Regions from separate parts of the Homo sapiens genome. Here region 2 is linked to region 1. A link is a loop called in an ENCODE intact Hi-C map of the cell type or tissue named here. Cell type or tissue: GM12878. All regions are shown on one strand.

Evidence for each region. A loop is a pair of places that touch in the nucleus more often than their neighbours do. Peaks named below come from ENCODE experiments on the same cell type or tissue, not always from the same donor. Only the 100,000 strongest peaks of a DNase experiment are listed, where the experiment ranks them.
Region 2: a loop joins it to region 1, with 2.6 times the contacts of the local background. A loop is called at or near these places in 2 of 110 quality-filtered maps.

Annotation. Positions count from the first base shown.
Region 1 is chr3:170,959,689-170,964,688 of GRCh38, reverse strand. No RefSeq gene overlaps it. Among named protein-coding and RNA genes, the nearest start is that of EIF5A2, 54 kb to the right of the region's middle. In GM12878, a CTCF peak has its summit at 2,963 (motif pointing left); no DNase peak of the experiment used is centred here.
Region 2 is chr3:171,132,883-171,137,882 of GRCh38, reverse strand. All of the region lies in intron 15 of TNIK (TRAF2 and NCK interacting kinase), which reads left to right. The region is part of intron 3 of LOC105374216 (a long non-coding RNA gene); the gene reads right to left. Among named protein-coding and RNA genes, the nearest start is that of MIR569, 29 kb to the right of the region's middle. In GM12878, no CTCF peak of the experiment used is centred here; no DNase peak of the experiment used is centred here.

The DNA of each region.
Region 1 (5,000 bases):
GGATGAGACTAGACATAGTCTTATTTTCAAAGCTCTTCAGGTGAACCTAATGTACAGGCTGGATCCAGAACCCCCAATTTAAGAACTCTGAAAGGGTATACACCAAAATATTCATACTGGGTCTATCTGGGTGGTAGAATTACATAATAAATTCTACTTTTTTGTTGTTCTTGTTTTATCTTTAAAAGCATGCAAGTGTTTAAGTTGTGTATGAGAAAGGCTTTTTTTTTCCAAAAAAGTAACCCTCAAATTAACATAAAATTAAATTTCTATTTTAATTAATAGTCCCAATTTGAAATAAAGTTGGGGTGAACTATGTAAGTAATAATATTTCTTTTAAAAATAAATGGGATTAATGCAAACAACATATACTCCAAATGCGGGAGACTTTAACATTCTATCATGATTTCAAGAATTAGAGTCCTCCCTACCCATAAATAGCTCTATCAGGGTCAGAAACCCTTTTCCCTACCCTTTTCACTTATCCATATCAGGGACAATGACTCATCCTCATATACATATCTGGGCCCCCTTGGGATTCATCTCAGCATAGACAGGAAAGATATAAAAGACCCCATTCTGAAAAAGATTGAGCTTAAAATCTATTACATAAGATGCATATGCTAGTGGCTTGATTTGACTTATATAGATCTGGGACATATATGCCTGCCAACTATAGGTATTGGAGTTCTCTAAAGTCCCCTACCAGGGGAAAACACTCCTTGGTGAGATGTGTACACTGAGTATTTAGGGAGATTTTATGTAAATTGGTAAAATTTTAGTTTCTTTAACTACAAAATGTCTCTCACCTGCTTTCCTTCTCACTGGGCAACTTCCTCTTTATTAAAATTGACATCATCACTTATTATCCCATACAAATGTGCTTGTTCAGCTCCCACAATAAAATGTCTGGCCCAAAATGCCAATAGAGCTAAAGCTGAGAAACCCTAGCTTATGTATATATATGACCTCATTTATATTTTCTGAGGGCTACTTTGCTCACTTGTAACATGGGAATAAAAATACCTTCAAGGTATTTTCTGACCCTTGAAAACATAAATGATTTACTCAAGAGTACCTATCTAATAAACAATAATACTAAATATTGGACCCAGATTTCTAAATGCAGTTACCTTTCTATTTCATTACAATCTTGGTATCTACTAGATTCTTACAGCTCTCCTACTTGTATTCCCGCCTCCCTCCTTTCCTGAGCATGGTAACCCCACTCTTCAACCCTCATTTTTTTCTACCTGGCTTTCTTACCTTTTCTGACCTCCGATACTGTCTTCTCTTGGGTTATCATTTGGCCTTCTTATCCTCTGGTTCTATGTTAGGCCCAAGTAACAATGTTAGAGCCTGAAATTCCTTCCTTCATTAATGAATGTACACAATGGAATAACATTAGGAATATAATTTCTCTCCTAAATATTTTTATTGTTTGCTTAATATAGGTGCTCAGAGTTAAAACTTAGGGGGAAAAAAGATAGCAAGAGAGAAAATTTAAATCGGTCAATCTCCAAATCTAGAAATATATCTCTGCCATCAATTTTAGTATTTTCTCTATGCAAATCTTTTCTTCTATTAAAAAGCATTATGTCAACAATATGGTGTATTTTTTTTCCTATAATAACACTGGGGGCCTCTTTCTATGCCACTAAATATTGTTCTCGAGCACCATTTTTAATAGCTCCATAGTAATTCATTGTATGGATATATTAGAATGTCTTTAACCAACTTTGTATTGTTGGTTAGGCTGCTTCTAATTTTTAGCTTTTACAAACATATTTTGTAACATATACGAAATATTCTTAAAGCAAATCTTTGATCATTCTTTTCATGTTTTTACCTAGAAGAATATATAGATCAAATGACATTCAAGAATTTAAGGGTTTTGACAGACTCAAATTGAAAGGAAATTTTACTTCAAATTGATAACTTTTTTTTTTGGTAGGTGGGGCTGCTAAGCCATGAACATCCTTTATCCAGGTTGGTTTCTCACTATGGTGGCCTCTCATTGCTTATCTGTGAAATGAACAACCAGAGTAAGGCTGGCAGTTGGTGGTAATTAGTCAGTACTTTTACCACTACTATAAACTACTTCTGAATAATCTTGAAATTCAATTCCACTGACCTTTAGTAAATTCCACATCATATTAAACACAATCCAAAGACTATAAACATAAACTGCCTACCTTGGAGGTGTTTATAATTTAGTGTACACACATTATTATGTAATACAAAATGTTATCAGTTTGGTAAGAAAATTTAAAAGTGCTGTAGAAAGAGGAATATTTCTGAGTAAGGTGTTTGGGGAAATTGTCATGAGGGAAATGATATTTAATTCAGGCTTCAATGATGGGCAAGGTCAGATTTTGAACTGGCAATAGGCAGAAGGGCATTGGGAGTATGGAGACACACAAAGCAGAATAGTCAGTGGCAAGAAAGTGTATGACATTTATTTGAAAAAAAAAGGACAGCAGTCAATGTTTCTCCTGAGTAGGGTTAATGCAAGGCAACAATAATAGATACACTGGGAAAAGAAGATTGGTATCAAACTGTAAATTCTTTGCTGAGGAGTGGAAACTATTTGGAGGGGAATAGGGAGCTGATGAAGGGGACAGAAATGCTGCACGAAGGTTACTCTGTGAGCAGTGTGGATCACAGTGGCATCTGGTGTTGGGAATTATCACAGTAGCTCTTTTGTGAGAAGAAAATAAGGGCCTGGAAATGAGAAAGGTCGAAGAGAAGGAAACTGACAGCCAGAAAACGTATAGCTGAACCTCTTCAAATTGTGTAAAATATAATAATGCAAGCAAGAGTAAAATTGGCAAATTTAAAAAGCTTGATTTATAGTCTATGTTCCTCCCACCCAAATTTTTCCTAAATTAATATGCAACTGTCAGCACAGATTGTTTGCTGTTAATTTAACTACATTTGAAAAGCTTTAGCACCACCTGGTGATGAAAACTCAGATCGACTCCAACAACCCTAAATTCCATCTTTTTTTCTGCCAAGTTTTTATTTTGAAAACATTTCAAACATACATAAAATTTTAAAGAATACTGTAATAACACCCTTACACCTTCATCATATTTACCAATTGTTATGTTTTGCCACATTTGCTTTAGTTCTTCCTCTATGTGTTGAACCATCTGAAAGTAAACTACAGACACTAAAACAATTCAAAAACTGTCAGCATAAACTTCCTGAAAGGATACCCTCTGCATAATGACAATACCATCTCCTTACCTGAAAAATTAATAATTTTACACCATCATCTAATATGCAATCTATATTCAAATCTTCCAAGTTTTCATCAAAAAAAATGTTTTTAAGTTTGCATTTTTAAGGCCAGAATGTAATCAAGACTTACGCTTTGCATTTGGTTGACATGTTTCAGGGGTCTCTTTTAATCTAGAGCAATTCTCACTTTTTATTTTGGCCTTCCATGGAGGCCTTTGCTGACTATCTTATCCAAGATCCACCCTACCCCCATTGGGGTAGGGTGCTTTTCTGTCTTTGCTTTTCTGCCCCCATTTTACTTAACATTTATTGACACTTAGCATTTAGCGGCTTTCCCTCTTCCTTTTTTTTTTTTCTTGCCTGTCTCTTCCCACTGAAGTATCAGCTCCATGAGAAGAAGGATTTTGTTTGTTTTGTTCACTGCCCACTGCTCCATCCTCAGTATCCAGAACAGTGCCTGGTATACAAAAAGTGCTCAATAAATACTATCTGTTGAAGGAAAGCATTGACCTCTGGGAGTTTGATTATTAAATGTCTTGAGGTAATATTATTTGGGTTAAATCTGCTTGTTATTCTATAACCTTCTTGTACTTGAATATTGATATCTTTCTCTAGGTCTGGAAAGTTCTGTTATTATCTCTTCAAATAAACTTTGTATCCTGGACTCTCACTCTAATTCTTTTTTAAGGCCAATTACTCTTAGATCTGCCCTTTAGGGGCTATTTTCTAGATCTTGTGGGCATTTTTCCTTTTTTTTTTTTTTGAGATGGCATCTTACTCTGTCGCCTAGGCTGGAGTGCAATGCGGCGATTTCGGCCTACTACAACCTCCACCCCCCCGGTTTCAAGCAATTCTCCTGCCTCAGCCTCCAAAGTAGCTGGGATTATAGGTGCCTGCCACTGCACCTGGCTAATTTTTGTATTTTTAGTAGGGACGGGGTTTCACCATCTTGGCCAGGCTGGTCTTGAACTCCTGACCTCGTGATCCACCCACCTCAGCCTCCCAAAGTCCTGGGATTACAGGAATGAGCCACCGCGCCCGGCCAAGCAGGCATGTTTCATTCCATTTTATTCTTTTTTGTCTCCTCTGCCTGTATATTTTTAAGCAGCCTGTCTTCATGGTCACTAATTATTTCTTCCACTTAATCCACTTTGCTGTTGAGAGAATCTGAAGCTTTCTTCCATTTATCAATTGTATTTTTTAGCTTTGGGATTTTTACATGATTTTTAACAATTATTTCAATCTTTTTGTTACATTTATCTGACGGGATTCTAAATTTCTTCTCTGTGTTATCTTGAATTTCATTGTCTTTTAAAACACCTATTTTGAAATCTCTGAGAGATTACATGTCTCTGTCTCTCTGGGATTTGCCCTTAGTCTCTTATTTAGTCCATTTGGTGTGGTCATGCTTCCTGGATGTTTCTGATGCTTGTGGATGTTTGCTGGTGTCTGGGTATTGAAGAGTTAGGTATTTATTCCAATCTTTGCATTCTGGGCCTGTTTACACCTGTCCTTGAGAAAGCTTTCCAAGTATCCAAAGGGAATTGAGGGTGTACAGCAAATCACCATGGCCACATGTCTACCTATGTAACATACCTGCATATTCTGCATCTGTATCCTGGAACTTAAAGTAAAAATTTAAAAAAAAATTACGTAAATGTGTTTAAGAAAACTACCTAAAGCCAGGGAAAGAACCATCTGAAAGAATAAAGGACATAATGTGTAGAACTCACACAGGCCTGGGAACAGTGACT
Region 2 (5,000 bases), 170 kb before region 1:
TGTGGCATGGAGGATTTTTAGTGACCTTTTTGTTGAATAATGTGATTAAGGATTTATAGAATTCTAGGAAGAATCAGTTCCTGTCCATGCCTGGACCCTGTTGCTGATCATTAACATTGTCACTAACATAACTTTGTTCACTGTGATACTACCAGCAGATGCACAGTTGACCTCAGACTTGTGGTGGTGGTATTCACTTTTAAGATCAGAGGTCATTAGTGTTTCTTCTACACATACTTCCTTCATTTGCTTAACTACTAGACTAAGAAAGGATTTTCAGGAACTTAGCACTATGTTGAGCTATTTTAATAAAAACTGCTTGGATGGGAGGGAAAAAAGGGTGATAGCCAGACAGGTAAAGCAAACAAACAAAATAACCCCAACCAAATCAGCAACCTTTCCAGGGAGTCACTGTGTGAGGTCATGTGCATAACACGCTGGTTTTCAGTTCAATCATTATTTCTGGCATCTAGTGATTTCCTTTATTTTATGGTGATCATAGCTGGTCATTTAAAAGGATGTTTTGGAGTTATTTTGTATTTTTATCTAGAATCTTTAGATATTGATAGCTCACGCTTTTTTCAAGTTATCTAGAATGCAATATTACTAGAACCAGATTTCTTACATAAGATCCTATTTTTATGAAAATAATTCTTTGTATTTGTCTAACCTATCTGACATATGTACAGAAAATACTTGACATAATGTTGTCCTAATGTTAATGATAGTGGTTTATGGGAGCAGAAAGTAAAAAAAAAAAAAAAAAAAAAAAAAGGATTTTTAAAAACTTTTTTGTACTTTTACATATTGTTTAAATCCTTTAGAGTGATCATGTATTTTTTTGTGAAAATAACTTTTTTCTTTTAAAAGTTAAACTAAGTGTGTGGAAAAATTGTTTTGATTTGTGATGAAGAATTTTTTATCACTTTCCCTTACATCTGTAAACATGATCCATATTTACCTATGTCTCTAACATCTGCCTCTTTCTCTTAGATCAGTAATTCAATTTTGTGATCCTACTCCCAGGTACAGCATCGACCCCTTAATAATCCACCTGTTCTTCCAGCTAAGCAAAATCACTATGCTGCTAAACAGCAGCTGACATGCTTCTTGGCTGGCAGGCATGCACCACCTTCCTCTACTGCTAAACCATTTCCTAGCCATGCCAAGTTGAAATCCTCAGCTAAGCCAGACCCACAGCTCCTGACCATGGCAGGTGTTCAGACCACTGAAAAACTAGCCTCTACAAAGCTAATGTCAGTAGCACCTGCAGGAATTAATGATTCCAGACCAAGACTCCTGCTTGAGCATCACCCATGGGAGAAAGATGGACGAGCTTGTCCTATTAGACTTGGTTTGGAAGAACAAATGAAGCCTCAGGAAGTCTTGAGGACCATAGTGAGATCTCCAAGGCACTCTCACTCCCAAGGATGTAGCCCAACTCGAGAGTTAGGATCTAAGGTCATTTGTGTGTCTTCTCCCAACGTCTCCAAAGTGACAAGCCCCGAGTTGTCCATTACTGCAATTCAGGAGGGCCTTAGAGATTCATGTAGACCTTGGGGCAGGAAGAGCATGAACTCATGCATCTTTACAAGTGCTTCTACTTTTCTAAGAAATGCTGCATCGCTAAGCGACCTCCCCTTGATGCATGACCACTTGGCTTTCAGTGTTCCCAGCCCCAAGCATGAGTTTAGGAGAGGGACACCTACAGATCCCATTGGAAAAGATCATTATGTTGTGCAAACCATTCCAGAATTTCTTCTTTCCCCTAGACAGCTCCCTCATGCACAAATGTACCAGAAGAGGGGGAAAAGCATGAAACAGTTTTCACCTCCTTCATTCAGCCTCTACCCAGCACCTTGTGATTTGAACTTGTCTACCTTGACTTCACTGTTTTCCAGTTGCTATTTGTCCTCATCACTAAATTTACTGGTCTGTCCTCTCTATTCAGAACTAGTTCATAGCTCCCAAGCTTTCAGGAGACATGGCATTCCTGGGGGCAGATCTTTGCAGATGTCATCAAGGCACTTTTCTAGACCTCTTAATTCCCTCATGCTTCCTGGTCAGGCTCCTAGCAGTAAAAGAAACACAGCATTTGAGCATGCAAACAACATGCCTGAGTCATCAAGCACTCCTGATGTGAGGTTTCCCAGTCACCATAAGTCTGGGCCATCTCTGGTGGGTGACATCTTCCAAGGTCCCTGGCTTCCTGGCATCTGGTGTGCTTCCTTTGGGCTTCACGCATTTCCACAGATATATGGGAACATTCTTTGGGGATTTCATATTTAGTCCTCTGCTCCTGGGTGTGGTTAACATAATCCAGCTTCCAACTAACCGTTGTCTGTTCATGAAACAGTTCCCAAGTCTTAGAGTGGGTGATCATATTTTAGAAGAAAGATGAAACATTTAGTTGATAGAAGGAGAGTGACAGTGCTAAATTTAGGACTGGAGCAATCGATGTACAAATAAGAACAAATAATTGTCTGCCTTGGTTTGAGTCATCATTTTTAACACCCACTTCTTAGTAGGAATAAAAATCAGTGCAAGGATCTTTACATTCTTGATCTTTTAATGCTTCTCATCAGCAGTGTATGAACTTTTTATGTAAAGCATTATTTACAGATGTCTTTTCTCATATTAGGAAGGCAGGGGCTCAAAGTGACCAAGTAGTAATACACGTTTCAAAACTTTAAATATGAACATAGCTTATCAGTATCTTAACTATCAAGTTATAAGAAAACCTGGGTTAAACCCTCTGGAAGTAAAATAAAAGGATGCCATTTTCTTTTTTTCAAATGCACCCTCTGTGCCCATGCCACCGTCTCCTGTTGTGTAGGGTCTGGACTATTTTGCCCCATGTGCCACTGAAGGTATCACCTAGCTCTCTTCCACCTACTGCAACCTCTTCTGTAATCTGTTCCAGCATTTGTTTTGTAACTCAGCTCTATGCCGTCTCATCAAGTTTTTTTTTCTTCTTCTTTGCTTACTTTTCCATCTACTTCTCCTCTTCCTCATTCCAAATCGATAGTCCTTTATCAGCAATGTAATGCTCTTATACTGCTTTGTTCTCTCTGTTCTTGTTTCTTCATTTTGTAAAACACAAGTGATCACTGCATTTCTGAGTACCTTTCTGATTAATATGTTGGATATTGTAGAGCAAGTGAAAATGCTCAGTCATTTGCAAATCTTGTTGAGCTCTTCTCTCCCTCCTTTTACTGAGTATTCTTTCTGTCCTGGATGTCACATTGGCCTTGATTTAAAAGAATATGAATGTCTCTGCATTAAAAAGACAGCTTGGAGCCAGGCACGGTGGCTCACGTCTATAATCCCAGCACTTTGGGAGGCAAAAGCAGGAGGATCTCTGGAACCCAGGAGTAGTTAGAGACCAGCCTGGGCAACACAGTGAAACCGTGTCTCTACAGATAATAATAAAAATTAGCTGGGCATGGTGGTGCATGCCTATGGTCCCAGCTACACCAAAGGCTGAGGGTGGGACTTGAGCCTGGGAGGTTGAGACTGCAGTGAGTCATGATTGCACCACTGCACTCCAGCCTGGGCAAAGAGTGAGACCCTGTTTCAAATAAATACATAAATAAATAGACAGGTTGGGGGCATTCTCACTGCTTTCAAATTATCTGCCATTTCTGAGTTGAGATGGATGTCAGGTATGTACTGTGAAAATATCAGTATGATGTTCTGTTGAACATCGGCAGAATTTGAAGGTCTTCTTCCTCACTTTTTGGATGATGGAGATTCCTTTTTCTTTCTTCTGCTCCTTAAATGGCATGTGATTTTCTGGGCCTGGCAATAACTGTGTGGGCTCCCCTTCCTTTTCCATCCCACATACTTAAAAAAAAAATTGTACCAAAGCTCAGCAGTGAAAGAATGCTTTGTTTACATGAGTATTGCATGAGATTGTATTTTAATTTTTTTAGCACTCCATCGTGTTCTCTTTCTGTGATATATGCCAGTCCTGGAGTGTTTGTTTGCAAACATCAATCTGATAAGGGCCAAAATATCTCTTTATTTCCATTAGTTCACTGGACTTTGAAATCACTGTGTATAAAAACTCCTTCTCCATCCGGATTTCTCTGCTCTATACCTAAGTGATTTCTTTTTCCTTTTATATTAGTTAGTTTATATATAAAGTTCCCAAACTAGCATTTAGAGAGTTTATATCTTTCCTCCATTTCTGCATATCTCTCTTATGATTAAATATAGGAGAGACCTGGAAGGAAATAGTAAGGAGTATGTTTGAGTTCAAGTTCTTCCACTTCCTGCCTGCCTGACCTAGGGCGTGTCTCCTGCCTTCCTGAGATGCAGCTTCCTCATCCGCACATCTGCCTCACAATTGGGAAGCTCATGGGCAATAATGAATATGCACGTGCCATTTAAAGTTACATACTACACAAATTCAAATGAAATATGGTATTCAACATATTCCTATTTTGTTTCCAAGACTGTTGTAGCTCATGAGGAACAAGTGTTCTGTCTCTTGTTTTGGTCTGGATTTCATATGACCAATTCACTGGCGTCGCCTATCTCTTCACCCACCTCTCCCAGGTGATAGATAAGCACTTCTTTATTTCCTATATCAACTTTCTAAGATTTTGCTTCATTACTTTTAAGTATGTGCTCCATTCACACAGGGATCTATACGTTTTTCTGGAATATTAGTAAGAAGTTGATCTGGGAAAATAGTCCAGGCCCTTAGAGTCAGACAAGATTGCATCTTAAGCATTCCTTATGAATGAGAGTCTCCCCCGTTCTCAGAGGTGACCCGGAGCAGGGGCATCCTCAAACTTGCTCAGTAACCATCTGCCCATGTGGTTTTGCCCAACGATATTACTCAGCTCTTTATGTGACTAGTGAGTACAGGGTCAAAGTATCTAAGGAGCACTTAAAAGTTACTTACTGGCTTCTTTCTCTTTCTCCAGCATTGCCAATAAACACAAAAACCAAACTGTTTTGTCCAGTTGGGGAAAAAAAGAGAATACCCA